Regions from separate parts of the Homo sapiens genome. Here region 1 is linked to region 2. The links are chromatin loops, found by intact Hi-C in ENCODE. Cell type or tissue: CD14-positive monocyte. All regions are shown on one strand. Links, peaks and the distances in the headings refer to the core of each region. The heading gives the core; the rest is flanking DNA.

Region 1 (8,737 bases), core at 167-8,166, 45 kb after region 2:
GACTTGTGTCTCCAAATGGATAAACCAGGACCAGTGCCGCACTCAGTCGAAGCCAACTAGACCACTGCTAGACCACTTTTTTCAACACCGAGTGTGCCATGAGAAACTATGTTAATAAAAGGCAAAAATGTGGAAGGAACAGGAAGAATGAAAAAGCAAAATAAAAAAGGGCAAATTCTTGCAAAACCTCTTCATCCCTAGCTTTTCCCAGAAATCCTGGCATTTCTTCAGTAAATTTGTTCTGTGCAAGTATTTGTTCTACCAAGACCGATCAGTGAAAAATGAGAAAAACCTAGTTTCTTCCCTAGGAATTGATGCCATTTTATGAAATCTGTTATTAATATCAGCCAGTTGTCGAGAAAGTGCACTTGTTCAGTAGCTGACTTTGGCTGCTCAGTATGGGCTTTTGCTTTGCCAAAAATAATGAGATCACTTTTCTAATTCCTTTTTAATGTGTTTACACAGCTTCAACAGTATTGCCTGCTCTATACACTAGGAAACATTATGTGGAACAGCAAATTTGCTTTCCAAGTCAAACTGAAGAAAACCACACAATAATTATCTAGAATTAACTTACTGAATTTAAAGAGGAATATACTTGAACTGCCTGACAAATTATGCATTAAGAACAAACCAAGAGAAAAACAAAACAAACATCACACCATAATATTTTTGTAAAAAGGTAATGCTACATCTTTGTTATCTAAGATGAAATCTGATACTCTGATTTTTATTTAATTCTGATTTTTTTTTTTTTTTTTTTGAGATGGAGTCTCGCTCTATCCCCCAGGCTGGAGTGCGTGGGCATGATCTCGACTTACTGCAACCTCTGCTTCCTGGGTTCAAGCGATTCTGGTGTCTCAGCCTCCTGAGTAGCTGGGATTACAGGTGCCCGCCACCGCGCCCTCCACCATGCCCCCACCTAATTTTTGTATTTTTAGTAGAGACGGGGTTTTGCCGTGTTGGCCAGACTAGTCTCAAACTCCTGGCCACAAGTGATCGACCTGCCTCAGCCTCCCAAAGTGCTGAGATTACAGTGTGAGCCACCACACCCAGCCTAATTCTGAGATTTCTAACAAAATAAATTAGTCCTTATTCCCAAAAATGGAGCAAGAATACATTACAGCACATCTTTCCTGAGAACTTCTTCTGCATATCAAAGGGAAGGTGCTCATCTAAAAATAGAAAACAGCTTTCCCCCACCCAAAACAGCTGCTAATACTAACAACAACTGCTACCTAGAGAAGTCTCCTTGCTGCAGCCCTTATATGGGAAGGATGTGTTTGAGAAGGGGTCTGAAATCCTCTCTAAGGATCAACAAGCATCTCCTCCCCACAAGCCCTCCCCCTCCCTCTCTGCCTTCCCTCTCTTCAAAGATCAAAGGCTGATGGTTTAAAGCAAGTGCTGGGCCAGGTGCGGTGGCCCACGCCTGTAATCCCAGCACTTTGGGAGGCCTAGGAGGGCGGATCACCTGAGGTTAGGAATTCGAGACCAGCCTGGCCAACACAGTGAAACCCTGACTCTACTAAAAATTCAGAAATTGGCCAGGCGCAGTGGCTCACACCTGTAATCTCAGCACTTTGGGAGGCCGAGGCAGGCAGATCATGAGGTCAGGAGTTCAAGACCAGCCTGACCAACATAGGGAAACCCCGTCTCTACTAAAAATGCAAAAATTAGCCGGGTGTGATGGTGCGCACCTGTAGTCCCAGATACTCAGGAGGTTGAGGCAGGAGAATCGCTTGAACCTGGGAGGCGGAGGTTGCAGTGAGCCAAGATAGCTCCACTGCACTCCAGCCTGGGTGACAGAGCGAGACTCTGTCTCAAAAAAAAAAAAAAAAAAAAAAAAAAAAAAAAAAATTCAGAAATTAGCTGAGCATGGTGGCAGATGCCTGTAATCCCAGCTACTCGGGAGGCTGAGGCAGGAGAATTGCTAGAACCCAGGAAGGCGGAGGTTGCAGTGAACCAAGATGATGCCACTGCACTCCAGCCTGGGCAACAGAGTGAGACTCTGTCTGTAAATAAATAAATAATTAAAAAATTAAAAAAACAAGTGCTATAAGAAAGAGACCAATTGGTACATAATCTTGATCATGGGTTAACTCCAAGTTTTTGCTAGGGAGGTATGTTAACTAAATCTACAGACTTTGCCACCAACTTTTGTGATAAATTCAATAACATTAAAGGAAATTTTAGAAAAGGAAAATTATTCATAATCTCAACACCCCACTGGAACCCCATTTGCATTCTGTTTTCCATTCCATTTCTAGCAGTGAGCTCTGCTGTCATCACATCGATGGGTTCTTTAAGGTGTTCTCTAACCATTAACAGCTTAATTTCCAAATACACCTGTGAGCTACATCAGTGTTTTTATTTTACCTAATAGATGAAATGAGTGAAGCCTAGGAAGGAGATTGGATTAGTGGCCCTGTCAAGAAGCCTGATAAGCCAGTCTCTGCCAGGAGGGTGCTACGTTCTCTCTGCTCCAACCTGTGGGCCATTGCGCAGCACAGCTATGTTTTCAGCACATACCTTGGCAAGACTTCTCATCTGTTAATAATTTAAATCCTTTCTTGCAGCCGCAGTCAAAACTGCCCACGATGTTTTTGCAGAAATGATCACAACCTCCATTGCGGGTCTGGCACTCATCAATATCTGCAACAGGAAAGCATTGGGCATATCAGAGAGCAATACTTGCCTCATTTCCCACAACTCCCTGAAGGGCCATTGTGTGTGTTCATTAGTCTCTGAAATTAAGAAAAAGACTCACAAAAGCATTTAAGAATGTTTGCTGATGTTTTTAACCTTATACATGTTTTCTTATCTGGCTTAACCAGTTTTGAAAGACAAGTGTTTCATCGTCTTGAGAACGCTGACTTATGATGCCCTTGATTGGCATTAAGGAAACAAACTCTGGGAAAGAATGATGACGTCCTGTTATATTCTCATCTTTGTATTGCTCTCTCAAGGTAAGATGGGTCTCTTTAGTACACTATGTATTCAAGTTTAATGATTAAAGCTATAAAGGACTAGAGCATTTGTTTTGGCAAATTACACAATGATCAAATAGCCTCAATGTTTTAAAATGATTCCTGATACTCAATCTTATCTTTTCCCAGTTTCGTCTGGCAATTGGTTATCTACTTTTTATCATGCTAAAGGGCTAATCCTTTGTACTCTTGCCCATGAAATATGAGCAAGTCATTGGGGTCGCTCTTCATCAGTAAAAGTTAATGGTACAGTTATTCATTAAGTCCTCTGGATAATCATCTTGACTGTTATTTATATAATAATCTCTAGGCTATTATGTATGATATGTTGATATTATCTCCTGCAAATGAATGCTTCCTTTAACTGCCTTTTTCTAATAAGGCCACTGTCTGAAATGAATTATTTGATGCTTGTAGAGGCTGACCTCCTCAACAATTAGTGTAATTAAGTGTTGGTTCTAATTAAGCTTACTCAGTTATAACCTTCCACTAGCCCAGGGGGAAAAAGCTCCCATTGATATGAATCATAAGCAAATCTCGAGTCACGTGGGGTATGGAGGGTATGTTGCCTTTATCCCCATATGTTAGCGGCATGGGCCCTCCCTCCATAACAGGGCACCCAGTCTCCCTGGGGAGGTGAAGGCTACCTTTACATGTCTTCCCATCCAACTGGAGAGTGAATCCAACAGGACAACTGCAGTGGACACCTGTCGAAGTATCCTTACAGGTGCGGTCACAGCCTCCATTGTTGACAGCACACGTTTCTGGCAAGGAGGTAAGAAAAGACAATTAGCTTCCCAAAGAAGTGCTGATACAGCTGACGAAGGTCACAGAAGCCAAGAAGCATGGTGGGGTACTCATGGTCATACCCCAAGTCTCTGCTACCTGCAGATGGGCTAGAGGGAGAGCAGGTGCAGCTCCTCCCACCCCCCTAAATGAGTTCTAGTTTCTGAGGAAGACTGTCAGGGTGACCAGAGGGATAAAGATGTCTCCCAATCTGCAGAGCCACTCCCCCTACTGGCAAATTTAAAGCCACTGAAAGTTCCTGCTGATCTGCAGCCAGCAACCTAAGTAGGACCACATCTGGCAGGCTAGAGGTGAGTGCAGAACAGGGCAAAGGGGATGGTCCTTTCTTAATCTTGAACCTTCTCCTTTCGATATGAGTAATGGGCAAAGCAAGAGTGGGTAAGCATCGCCGCCCCAACCACTGCCTTGTTGTAGACTACTGACTTCATCCTTGCAACTGCCAATTTACTCAAATTTGAAGTTTCACTTTCCCTGAAAGGAGAAAGCCCTGTCATAACCACGTGAAAAATAAGCCACAATTGTTAAATTGCAACAATGGAGATGAGGAACAATAAGCAAACAGCCTTCTAGTTCTGTATCTCATACAGTTAGTCCAAGTAATAGACAAGTGCTATTCAACATTCATTGAATTGTTAGCATCTAGGCACCCAGAAACATGATTTTTCTACCATAGCTACCTCACTTTAAAGGCTGGGGGTGGGGGGTGGTGGCGAGGGTGGTGGCTTACCCCTGTAATCCCAACACTTTGGGAGGCTGAGGCAGGAGGATCACCTGAGCCCAGGGGTTCAAGACCAGCCTGGGCCACGTGGTGAGACCCCCATCTCTACACAAATTTTAAAAAATTAGCGAGGCCTGGTGACGCACACCTGTGGTCCCAGCTACTCGGGAGGCTGAAGCAGGAAGATCACTTGAGCCCAGGAGGTCAAGGGTGCAGTGAGCCATGTTTGTGCCACTGCACTCCAGCCTGAGCAATACAGCGAGACCCTGTCTCAAGAAAAGAAAAGAAAAAAAAAAAAAAAGAAGGAACCCTAAAGGGAACAAGCTTAATCCTAATTAAATATGCAGATAGTACATGTATGTTTATCTCTGTTCCTTTCAAAACCTCACGAATATGAGAATCAATTGATTTTTTAAAGTATAAATCCTTAAGGACAAAGAAAATAGGAGAAAAGACAATAGATAAAAGATGTCAAACATTCTGGAAGTGACATGTTAGCAGGAGAGCAGTATCTGGCGTAGAAGAAAGCTAGATCCTAGCAGTCTGCAGAGGGGGTGCCAACAGCTGGTAAACTCCTGTGAGCCCCAGAGTCCCAGAAAGACTCAGGAATTGGAGGTATCAAGTTATTCTAGAGGCAGAAATGAGGACGGAGTTAAGAACAGGAAGATTATGGAGAGTCTACATATGAAAGAGATAAACCCCAGAGCTCCTCCTTAACTCCACATAGTCATGTGACTACCCTTCTCCTATTCTGGCTATAGCAGAGAAGTCTGGACCAGAGAGGTACCAGGCTCAAGGGCACCAGGAATAGCAGAGGAGGAGAGGGTGTCACCATCAGGTGAAAGTCTATACCCTGAAAAAGAGATCTCTAACCCTCATCCCTCTTCCCCCAACTCCTTCAGCTCCCTACTGGCAGATTTAAAGCCATTGAAAATTCCAAAAGCTATGTTAAAATAACAGCCATTGAAAGTTCCAAAAAGCTATGTTGAAACAACACTGCAACCCAGGATGCTAGCAGCCAAGCCTACAGGCAGGTGGTTGAAGGACTCCTCTCCGGCTAAATTGACCTGCCCAAGCAAAAAGACCTAACGATATTAGCATTCGAGGATCTCCAGATGAAATGGCTATGTCACTGCCTCGTCACCCAAACATGAAGCCCACAAATCAATAGAATATCCAATTGGCTTTTTAGTATTTTACTGTTAAATATGAAAAGTCGGTCAAGAATCACTAGACATTTCTGGAAAGCCTCTAATACGGAATGAATATACCAGATCAAACCAACGGGGAAAAAGAAACCTGGAGGAAACAAAGATAATCTAGAGAACAGAAGAGGAGTTAAAATCTCGTAATTAATTTCCTCAGGGGGACAAGAAAAGCATCCATGAAATAAGAGCAGGTTCCTAAAACCAAAGGCCAAAGTAAAATGCCTGAAAAATTAAAACATGAAAACGAAAACTTTATCCTGTGCAAAGATTAGAAGAAAAAAATGAAAACTCTCCTAGAAAGTAGAACAAAAATACAAAGGAGAGAAAAGAAAAAGAATAAAAATACAAGGGAGAGAAAAGAAAAAAAAAAAAATTAGGGGGTCAATCCAGGAGTTACCACAGCCAGCTAACAGGAGTTCCGGAGGGAAAGAACAGAGAAAATGGAGTGAAGAAATTTATCAAAGAAGACGGGTGCGGTGGCTCATGCCTGTAATCCCAGCACTTTGAGAGGACGAGACAGGTGGGTCACATAGGCCAGGAGGTTGAGACCAGCCTGGCCAACATAGCAAAATCCCTTTTCTACTAAAAATACAAAAAAAAAAATTAGCCAGGCATGGTGGCATGTGCCTGTAGTCTCAGCTACTGGGGAGGCTGAGGCAGGAAAGTCACTTGAACCTGGGAGGTGGAGGTTGTAGTGAACCAAGATTGCACCACTGGACTCCAGCCTGGGCGACAGAACAAGACTCTGTCTCAAAAAAAAGAAAGAAAAAGAAATTTATCAAAGAAAAGAATGTAAGAAAATTTCTCAGAACAAAGGGACTTGAATGTTCATATTGAAAAGTACTAAAAATAGGTGGGCAAAATCCCACAATAAGGAACATTATTGTAAAACTTCAGATCACTGGGAAGGAGGAGAAGATCCTGGAAGCTTTCAGAGAGAAGCTTTCACAGGTTTCACACAAAGGATCAAGAATAAAAATGATTTTAGACTTCTCAAAACAACTCTGCATTCTTGAAAACAATGGAGCACTAACTTCAAAACAGTGATGGAAAATTCTTTCCAACTCTGAATTCTACACTGAGCCAAATTCTCAATAAAGGGTGCAGGTAGAATATAAAGGCATTTTCAGGCATGCAAATTTTTAAATACCTCTATCTCATTCGCCGGATAAACTAATGAGAGACAAGACATAGGATCCACCCAACAGGAGAGCGGCAAAGGGAATTGTAGGCTGATGGTGAATGCCCAGATGAGAGACATGCACTCAGCCAAGACAGCCAGGCCCTGCTAGGGCAGGCTGGAAGCCTCCGAGGAAACTTTTTCACCAAGAAAATTGATTTGATTAGTTACCTACACTATATTTGAACACATTGAAAAGTATTTTACAGCTTTGTCTGAAATTTGCAAAAGAATTGGTAAGAGGTACTTAGAAAACTAAGCAAACAAAGAAAATATAATCATAGCACGTTACATGACTCAGGTGAATCGTATTTAGATATTCAAAGTCAGAATAATGTAAGCACATAATATTGATTTAAATTGTGAGACAACAATATTAAGGGTATAGGGAGAGGTCAGGTGTGTGTGTGTGTGTATTGCGGGGGGAAGCAGTGAGAGCTAAATCCTAGTCTTTCATAATAGGAAGTTAAAAGCTACCATCTAAAACAGACACATCAAGAAGTAACTGTAGGGCCAGGCATGAAGGCTCACACGTGTAATCCAAACACTTTGGGAGGCCAAGGTAGGCAGATCGCTAGAGCCCAGGAGTTCGAGACCAGCCTGGGCAACAGGGCAAAACCCTGTCTCTACAAAAAATACAAATATTAGCCAGGCGCAGTGGCACATGCCTGTAGTCCAGCTACTCAGGAAGCTGAGGTGAGAGAATCGCTTGAGCCTGGGAGGCGGAGGTTGCAGTGAGATATGATCACACCACAGCACCCCAGCCTGGGGGCAACAGAGTGAGACTCTGTCTTAAAAAAAAAAAAAAAAGAAAAGAAAAGAAGAAAAAAATAACTGTATACCCTTCATTTTTTTCAGAAATATGGGGGAGGAGGAGCCAGAAGAAGAAACAGCTCGAAGAATTGACTATTGTTGCCTCTGGCAAATGGGATGAGGAAATGGGAAGTTATGAGACAAGGAAATGATGAGTTTCATTACAAGCCTAGAAGTAATTAAGCGTTTATGTTACTCATTTGTACTATTTTCACTTAAGACAATGAAAATTTATAATTTCTAAAGAGCAGAAAAGAGCTCGGAAAGGTTACCTGCTTGGTAACCAATGGCTGTATGATATGTTGCCTGACTGTTAAATCCAGAAACTGTCAAAAGATGGGTTTTGTTTAGGTTGAGCCAGACTTTCTCCAGAAGGAGTAACGCACCAAAGGATCTGTCTGACTCCCACCCCCATGACCACCTCTATTTCTGCTCATCTCCAGCTTGACCGCTGGACCTTCAGGCAGGTCTTCCCTTGTCCCACAGCCAAGTGTTGCCCCTCTCCATTCATCTCTTCTACTATTATCATCAGCTGAGTCAGAAATAGAAGACTCAGTGGACACAAAAAAAGACTAGCTGCCATTCTGAGCTAGAGGCTGCTTCAGAGGAAGACAGCTGACTTCACTGACCACCCACTCAGTCCCAGGCACTGGACTCTGGGCACCTTTCCATATTATTATCTTAATTGAGCATCCCAACTGATATGGCCAGGCTTTATGTCCCCACTCAAATCTCATCCTGAATTATAATCCCCATAATCCCCTCGTGTCAAGGGAGAGACCAGGTGGAGGTGATTGGATTATGGGGGCGGTTCCCATGCTGTTCTCATGATAGAGTGAGATCATGAGATCTCATGGTTTTACAAGTGTTTGGTAGTTCCTCCTGCATTTATTCTCCTTCCTGCCACCTTGTGAAGAAGGTACCTTGCTTCCCCTTTGCCTTCCACCATGATTATAAGTTTCCTGAGGCCTCCCCAGCCATGTGGAACTGTGAGTCAATTAAGCCTCTTTCTTTATCAATTACC
Region 2 (8,737 bases), core at 380-8,379:
ATATTCCATTGTATGGATCTACCACATTTTGTCTAGCTGTACATTAGTTGATAGATATGTAAGCTGTTTCCACTTTTAAGGTATTACGACTAATGTTGCTAAGAAATCTCATGTGGAAATCTTTTTGTGCCTTTTATTCATCTCCTGGAGTAGAATTGCTGGGTCACATGGTAGCCCGTGTGACTTTTGAGGAATTAACAGACTACTCTCCAAAGCAGCTGCACCATTCTGCATCTCCACCAGCAGTGTATGAGGGTTCCAATTTCTTCACATCCTCTTCAACACTTTTTACCATCTGTCTTTTTTATTATAGCCATGCTAGTGAGGTTGAGATGGTATCTCATTATGGTTCTGATTTGTGTTTCCCTGATGACTAATGATGTTAAGCATCTTTTCAGGTGCTTATTGGTCATTTGTTTGTCTTCTTTGGAAACATGTCTATTAAAATCCTCTGTCCATCTTCTTTTTTTTTTTTTTTTTTTTTGAGACAGAGTCTCGCTCTGTCGCCTAGGCTGGAGTGCAGTGGCGTGACCTCGGCTCACTGCAAGCTCCGCCCCCTGGGTTCACGGCATTCTCCTGCCTCAACCTCCCGAGTAGCTGGGACCACAGGTGCCCACCACCACGCCTGGCTAATTTTTTGTATTTTTAGTAGAGACAGGGTTTCACTGTATTAGCCAGGATGGTCTCAGTCTCCTGATCTCATGATCCACCTGCCTCGGCCTCCCAAAGTGCTGGGATTACAGGTGTGAGCCAACATGCCCAGCCTCCTCTGTCCATTTTTAATTGAGTGATTTGTCTCATTATTATTGACTTGTAAGAACTCTTTACATATTGTAGCTATTAGTCTCTTGTCAGATATATGATTTACAAACATTTTCTACCATTCCATGGGCTACCTTTTCACTTCTTAATAGTGTCTTTTGAAGCACACAAGCTTTAAAATTTCACTGATGTGCAAGTTGTTTTTCAACTTCCCTCCCCTTTTTAAAATAGAGCATTCTTCATTTTGTGTTTGTCTGCATTTTCCTTGTATTGAGATTGAGGTGATGCATTTTTGGCTTGAGTACAGTATAGGTGATGGTACGTTCTTCTCAGGCTATCACATCTGTAGGCACATGATATCCATCTGTCCTTTATTGGACATGCTAATTTTGATCATCTGGTCAAGGTATTGCCTGATTTCTCTGCTGTATAATTACTGGCTTTTTTCCTATCTCATTCATGATGTTTAAAAAAATGAAATTCACTCTTTTCAGTCTGTCTACACTCCGTTAGCACATTGCACTTTGAGTTCTGTACTCTCCCTGGCACATGCTGCACAGTGGTCAGACCCACCTTGGCCAGGCCTGTGTCCTCATGTCTCAAAAAGGGGCTTTGTTTCAATGACCACAGGTTTCATGCAAATTATTCACACCTTGCCACAGTGAGTGTCTTCATTGACCTTGCCTGCCTAGAGACCTGAGTACTGCCTTCTTGGACTCTGAAGTTGGATGTTGCCATGCTGGAAACATCGAATAGAAATAGGCAGTTCTGGAAAACATGTGCTTCTGGGCTCAGCAAGGAGATGTACTGTGATCCTCACATACCAGGGGCTGAGGATTGGAACTCAGAAAAAATGAAGGATTGAGAGGCTGCGCTGTGTATGTGCACTTGTGTCTGTGCCGTCCCTGACCTAAGAGAAGCTCAGGCGATTGGAAGAGCTCATTTTACCTTCCCAGCTCAGGAGGACACGGGTGTTTGGAAGGCCTTGTGTGAGAACCCAAATCAGGCATCATAGCCTTTCATTCCTACTTCAAGCTTTAATTTTTCTGTTGCTAGGACATACCCCACTAGAAAAACTGTGACTAAAGAACTTTCCATCTCAGTGAAATGGGGAAACCCAGCAGAGAGTGAACCCCTTTAAAGAATGTTTCTTGGGTTTAACTTCTAAAGTCTCAAGAAGTGAAATGTAACGATGAGGATGACAGTTAACGTTTATTGGGCCCTTACTACATGCCAGGCAATGTTTCAAGAGTTTTCCAGGTATTAACTCATTTAATTCTCAAAACAGCTCTATCTTGTAGGTACTATCATTATCTTTATTTACCACATGAAGAAACTGAGGCACAGAGAAGTTAAATAACTTCCACAAGGTCACATAGCTAATAAGTGGCAGAACTGGGATACAAATCCAGGTACCGTAAAGGACATAATGGGAGTCTTGGAGAATATGAGCATTATGAATCATAAATCTTAGAGAAGGCACCTATCAGTGTGATAAATGTAGATAATGCATTTTCAGAGAAGTACATTAGGAATACTGGGCCCGGGGGGTACTGGGTGAGTGATGCTGTTTGAGTCATCCCAGTTCCTCATGGGGAGCCTTAGTGATGGTTTATCAAGCCTCTTTTTTTAAATTGTTTTGTTTTTTGTTTTTGAGACAGCATCTCACTCTGTTGCCAAGGCTGGAGTGCAGTGGCACGATCTCGGCTCACCGCAACCTCTGCTTCCCAGGCTCAAGCAATTCTCCTGCCTCAGCCTCTCGAGTAGCTGGGATTACAGGCATGCGCCACTACCGCCCGGCTAATTTTTGTATTTCTAGTAGATACAGGGTTTCACCATGTTGGCCAGCCTGGTCTTGAACTCCTGACCTCAAATGATCCACCCGCCTTGACATCCCAAAGTGCTGGGACTACAGGCATGAGCCACCGTGCCTGGCCCTATCAAACCTCTTATACTTGGCACCTGCATTACTTAAAACTCCAGTTTAGGTACCTGATGTGGCTGCTAAAAGCTGACTTCTTCAAGCCAAGTCACCTGGAAGTAACATTGGGGTTCCAATGTGCTACACTGTCCACAGTTTTATAGCATGATCAGGCATCACACACACACCGCTGCATTGACAGTGTGTGCTGATGACCAATTTGTGGTCACACAGGATAGGTTACCCACAAGGCTGCAGAGGGCCGCACTTAGCAGGCTTGGCCAGGGTTCACCACAAGCTCACACTCTGTACCTCCATGCTGTTCTGCTGTGCATGCTGCTTCAGACATTACTGGGCTCTGTCTTCTCTGGGGCATTGGTTCCAATTCCTGCTTAGCAGCTGTTAATTTTTTTCAACTGCCACACATGTAATAAGGCAAAGCCAGCACCGAAGCTCAAATTTGAGGTAGGCTTGTATTTCTACTTTTTGCGTTTTGTAGGGAAAAGACAGAAAACTTCAACCTGTGGCCCAAAATTATCCTTCAGTCCTAGGATACTGTGTAGGATCAGAGAACAATCCAAGGCAGGGGAGTGTGGTAGGGAGCTCCTGGAACTACAAAGTGGTAAAACATGCAAGATTATAATTGAGGAGTAGATTTTGTCCTCATCATTCCTTCAACTCCTTTTCCCTTCTGACTCAGGACTATATATCCAGCCTACCCTGGTGCCTAGACCGTAACAGTGAATGCATGAATATGCGGTGTTTGTATGTGAGATTCAGAGCGTTGTTGATAGTTTGAAATGACCTAGATCAATGAGTTTGGACTTGGTCACTAGTTTTTCTCTGCCAAGCAGAGAAAAAAGGAAAATATCTAAACAAAATAAACTCCGAGGGCTGTGTCAAACAACATGCGACCAATCAGTTGTCAAATCACAGCCCTAGTCCCCAGGGCCCCTTGGGTAAGATCTTGTCTTGAATTATGGGCATGTAAGGTCTGAGGCAGTGGGACGGGAGACAGAAACACAGGTCGACTCCATATTGCAACCACTAGGTGGCACCTGTTCGAGGAACTGCCAAATGGCTTGTTCACAGCTTGAAGCTTTGGTCAGCTTGGCTTGACATGAAATGCCAAGGTCTTGCTGGGCGGATAAAGGAGCTTGCCAGGGCCAGTGCTGCCAGGCTTGGTTTGAGGAGCCAGTGCTCTAGGAGGGGCCTGGATTCATGACTCTAATGATGAGCTCATCCTAAGACAGCAGCTCCCTCCCACCACCTCCTCATTCTCTGTCCTTTAGCCCTTCCTTATTTATACCACTCATCACTACTTGACTTTACAGTATATGTTCATTTGTTTATTGTCTGTCTCCCCAGACTGGAACCTAAATTCCACAAGAGCAGGGAGCTTCTTTTGCTCCCTGCAGTATCCCTGGCTCCTACAATGTCTAGCACTTAATAGGCTCTCCATAAATATATGTTGCATAAATGAATGAATGACCAAAAACATAATAAGAAATTATTAGTAACTAAGGTCTGTAGTTGCATCCCCTTTATGAGATACTCTGAAAACCAAGCACTACTGAGTTACTGTCATTGCTTGCAGTAGGTAGGTTTAATTTGTATCGCTTTTATTCAACTAAGGCAAACTGCCTATATTAGAGTGGTTTCATTTTCTAAATCTATTTTGATGCCACTGTGTTCTCTGGAAAGTGCTCCCTGCTGAGTAGTGATATCTTCATGGCTATATCACTGACATGGATCACAGGAGCAGCCTTGCTGTGTTAACAGGTCCCTAAGGGTGGTCTCCTGCAGGCTGATCGAGACTGCCTGAAGGGAGAAGGAGGCAGGGCACTACAAATATTAGGACACCTCTGAGCTGGGCTCACAAGCCCCTGGAATGGAAGATGGTCACAGAAATGAAGCCTCACCAAGGCCTCTAAGTTTCTGTGGATGGGCCCCTACTGGCCACTCCCAGGACCTTAAATTGTAGGCAGCTGATGGCTTGCCTAGCTAGAGGGCCGTATGCAACAAGATTCCCTCAACTTGGTGAGGAACTGCTTTACTCCAGCCTCAGCTAGTCCATTTGCCTCCCAAATGCTGGCTAGAAGTAGTGCAGACTTGAGTAAGGCTCCAAGACGTATCCTGCTGTGTGAAAAGAAGCAGAGATGCTGACAGTAAGAGGCATCTCTTCAGGGCTAAGAAGATTACAGCTGGGCCTGGAATGACCCCTGGGTTTTCCAGCACATAGGCCCACCAGCTGTGGTGGTCAGCTGCAGGCAACAGCTCCGGTGCATCTTCCTGCAAAGATCTGCCGGAGGGTAAGCAAGTCCTTGCACTGTGCTGTGCAGCCACTGCCTTTTCCAGGTTGCCACATGACATTTTAATATCACCTGCAAACCTAAATCCAGTGAGTGCCTACAGACGACACACTTAACAGCTCAGGGCATGATTCAGAGGAAGCAATTTTCCAAAGTGAAGATAATTGTCTGTTAGTGTGAAAAGGCAAACACTTTTTTATTAGCATTGGAAATTCAAGGGAGATGTTGTTAAATCCATAGATGCAGCACTTCAGTAAATGGCTAAAGAACAATATCTACAGCTAGAAGGAAGGACTGTACAGATCCATGCCCATTCAGGGTTCACCCATAGAACTAGCTCTCTTGGAGGGAAGATGGAAGCTCAGCTCTGACCTCTTCCTGTTTACTTAATACGCAGCTCCTCAAAGTCCTGGTTCCTGTGCCCACACAGGAAATCCCAGAATTAAGAGTTCCCCGGTCTTCTTTTATTTACATGTTTCCCAGGTGACCTTAACCGGGGTAAAGTCTCATGCCTTTACTCTGTGACATTAAAACTTATATTCCAGCCCTGACCTCTCCTGGGGCTTTGTATAACCATTTGCCTATTTGAACCCTCCAGTTGGACATATGATAGGCACCTAGAACCTAGAATGGCCAAAATGGAACTCTTAACCATCTCCCCTTTTCACTGTTATATTACTGCATAAGAAGTCACCTCAAAACCTATCAATCATTTAAGATAATAATCATTAATTTTGCACACAAATCTCTAATTTTTCTGTGGTTCAATGAGGACTGCTCCATGAAGTGTCAGCTGGAGCAGCTGGAGAATCCCTTTCCAAGATGGCTTACTCACGCAGCTGGCAAGTTTTGCTGGCTGTCGCCTGGAAGCTCAGCCTGGCCGGTGGGTGGAGGGACTGTGGTTCCTCTCCACATGGCCTCTCCACAGGCTGTTATGGCTTGCTTCCTCATGACGTGGTGACTGAGTTTCAAGTGTGAGTGTCCTAAGGAGAGGAAGTGGAAGCTGCTAGTGTCTTAAGCCCTGGGCCTCGTAAAGCATTACTTCTGCCATGTTAATATTGGTCAAGCAGTCACAGAGCCCAGAGTCAAGGGGAGGTGACACAGACCCCAACTGTCCATGGAAGGAACCTCAAAGAATTTGCAAACATGTTTTAAAACTGCTGCATATCCCGAACCTGCTCCTCCTAGTCTCCTCCATCTACCAGTTTCTTAGGCAACTAGGAGTCATCTTTGACTTCCTTCTTTCCCTCAGCACTTCCATACAATCCCCATCAGCAAATTCTGTTGACTGTCCCCCAAAACACATCCAGAATCCTTCTACTTCTCTCATCTCCACTACAACACCCTAATCCAGACAATACCTTCATCTGCCAACTGGATGGCTGCTTGTTCTGTTGCAGTAGTCTGTGAATAACTCTCTCTGCCTCCGTGCTGGCTTCCTATTCACACAGTAGCCACAGCTACCCTTTTAAAACATAAATCAGATTATCTCACTCCTCTGCTTAAATCCATTCAAAAGTTTGCAACATATTTAGAAATAACTCAAACCCCTCATTATAGATTCCAAAGCCCGATGTGATCTGGCCGTGTCTGGTTCTCTAGCCTCATCTTGTACGACCTGCCTTCTCACTAGACTACAATATACACAAATGGTTGCTCCTGCCTGACAGCCTTTGCACTTGGTTTTCCTCTCTCTGGAAAGCTCTTCCCCCTAATTTTCCCAAGACTGGTTTCTTCTTGCCATTTAGTTTTCAATTGAAATGTAATTTCCGCATAGAGGCCATCTATAATCCCCAATCCTAAAGTAGCCACACAATCATCTGTTACAGTAACCTATTTTAATTTTCAACATAGCTCTTACCACTAGCTGCTACTTTTCATGTTGATTTATCTGTTCTTTGTCTGTCTCTTCCCTCTAAAATGTAAGCTTCATGAGGGCAGGGACCTTGTCTGTCTTATCGCCGCATCCCCAGGGCCTAGAGTACCAGGCAGAAGTTTGATAAATATTGATGTAGCAGGTAGAAATAGTATCTCCAGATAGCCAGCCCCCAACAGGATCACAGCATCTCTTAAGGTAGTTGAGGGAATAGAGAGGAAGCTCCTCTTTATACCTCCTGTGCGTCAGTGGTTTGTGCGTGTACCAGCAACACAGCTCTGGTGCATGGGGCTGCCCCGTGGAGGATGCTCCTCCATAGTGACCGGGTTTATGCAGCCTCCTTCCAACCCCCAGAGTATTCCCATCCCTAGCCTTCTTGTGAAATCAGCAAGACAGGATCACACAGTCATGAGCACAAAGTTGCTAACATGCCTGGACAGAATGGTGCAGCTCAGCTCATCTCACCTTCACATCAGTGCGGTCACTAACTCGGGTTTATGTGACATTCGAATTTTCATCTTATGGTTAGACTCAGAAATATAGGCCAAGCTCCAGTATAACAAAGTCCAAGTGCTTGTTTTAATGCTATTTTTTTTTTAATGATGATGTTCAAACTTTTGAAGAGAAATCTGAAAATGAATATTTAGGGCCCATCCAAATAAAGAAGTTTGATTAGGACTTTTTAAGAATCAATGTTATTAACAGGTTAAAAAAAGCAACACTGAGATGAAAAGCAAGTTTAACCATAATGAAGTTCTCTTTGTTTTCTTCAAAAATGCTTGTTAAACATTTTTTTAGTACTTTGGTATGGAGAATTGGCTGTGCATAGAATTGTTATTGAAATAACAAAACACTATAGTTGTAGGTAGTCCATCCATTAGGGAAGTGGTGGCTTGTTTGATTGGATTCCTTTTTATTCACTGTAATGAGATTTTTGCTTGGGGATTTAAATGTTTAAAGATTCAATAACACTGAAAATTCAAGTTCAAGAAATGATCGTGAGGCCCTGCTGGCCTGACCCAAAGTGAGATGATCGTGTGGCATTCAGGGGGTGTTTCTGGCAGTGCTGTTACTGTTAGAGAATGAGACCACCCTTCAAGGGGCTGCTCATGTCCACGGAGCAGAGTCCGTCTCTCACATTTGAGACTGGGGAAGGAAGGCATACATGACAGGCTGGGCCTCACCACACCCACCTGGACCTCAGATCCCTTGTGATGGGAAGCCCACTTGGGGAGTAGAACCCTTGGCAATACCGACTCAGGGTTGGTGAAATCGCCTTTTCATGACAATTGATGATTCTCATCCACTGAGGAAATTACATTTCACCTGAACTCCCCAGTCCCTCAGGCAATGGCCAGCAGAGTGTCAGAGGGCACAGCTGAAGGTGCGAGAGTCAGCATAGTGCATTTGCTGCAGGGTGGAAGCTTGCAACGAGGAAGGCTGGCAATAAATGTACATTATTATGTCTCCAGAAGTGCTTAGTTTTTATTTATTTCTAATTCTTTCTGCTTTTTTTTTTCACGAGCACTGCTTAGAACTCAAGTTCCTGGGATCAAACTTGTATCACACAGGCTGGAGAAGGCTGTGGAGAAACTGAGTCCTCCCAGGTCTCAAGGTGGGTGGAGGGAGCCTGCAGGGGTCTCCTTCCCTCCCCTCTTGCCTGTTCTGCCTGGTCAGAGCCTGCACACGAGTGCAGAGGGCTCCCTTAGAGAGGGCCGGGCTAGAGGAAGCTGAAGTTTCAGAATAAGCAGCTTATTCTGTGGCCTCCTTTCCACTACAGACTCCTTGAGGAGGAGTAAGACCCCAGAAGGACAGGTGAGTCTCACCTAGGCTGACCAAAGTCCAGCTCAGCCAGCCCGTGATCTA

Evidence for each region. A loop is a pair of places that touch in the nucleus more often than their neighbours do. Peaks named below come from ENCODE experiments on the same cell type or tissue, not always from the same donor. Only the 100,000 strongest peaks of a DNase experiment are listed, where the experiment ranks them.
Region 1: it touches region 2 in a loop (2.3-fold over the local background); 6 of 110 quality-filtered maps call a loop at or near these places.

Annotation. Positions count from the first base shown.
Region 1 is chr11:9,056,774-9,065,510 of GRCh38, forward strand. SCUBE2 (signal peptide, CUB domain and EGF like domain containing 2) reads right to left here. Exons shown (of 23, transcript NM_001367977.2): 8 at 3,635-3,751; 9 at 2,530-2,652. It overlaps NRIP3-DT (NRIP3 divergent transcript), which reads left to right. Exons shown (of 3, transcript NR_183663.1): 2 at 2,835-2,966; 3 at 7,759-8,737. Among named protein-coding and RNA genes, the nearest start is that of MIR5691, 29 kb to the right of the region's middle. RefSeq lists a silencer at 4,119-4,168 and enhancers at 4,259-4,308, 4,329-4,378. In CD14-positive monocyte, for the core only: CTCF peaks have their summits at 3,973 (motif pointing left) and 4,174; a DNase peak (open chromatin) is centred at 4,208; H3K4me3 peaks cover 1,000 bases; H3K27ac peaks cover 1,480 bases.
Region 2 is chr11:9,012,055-9,020,791 of GRCh38, forward strand. It overlaps SCUBE2 (signal peptide, CUB domain and EGF like domain containing 2), which reads right to left. Exons shown (of 23, transcript NM_001367977.2): 23 at 7,422-8,737. The region is part of intron 1 of NRIP3-DT (NRIP3 divergent transcript); the gene reads left to right. Among named protein-coding and RNA genes, the nearest start is that of NRIP3-DT, 12 kb to the left of the region's middle. In CD14-positive monocyte, for the core only: CTCF peaks have their summits at 3,746 (motif pointing right) and 3,946; DNase peaks (open chromatin) are centred at 3,737, 5,407 and 5,927; H3K27ac peaks cover 1,823 bases.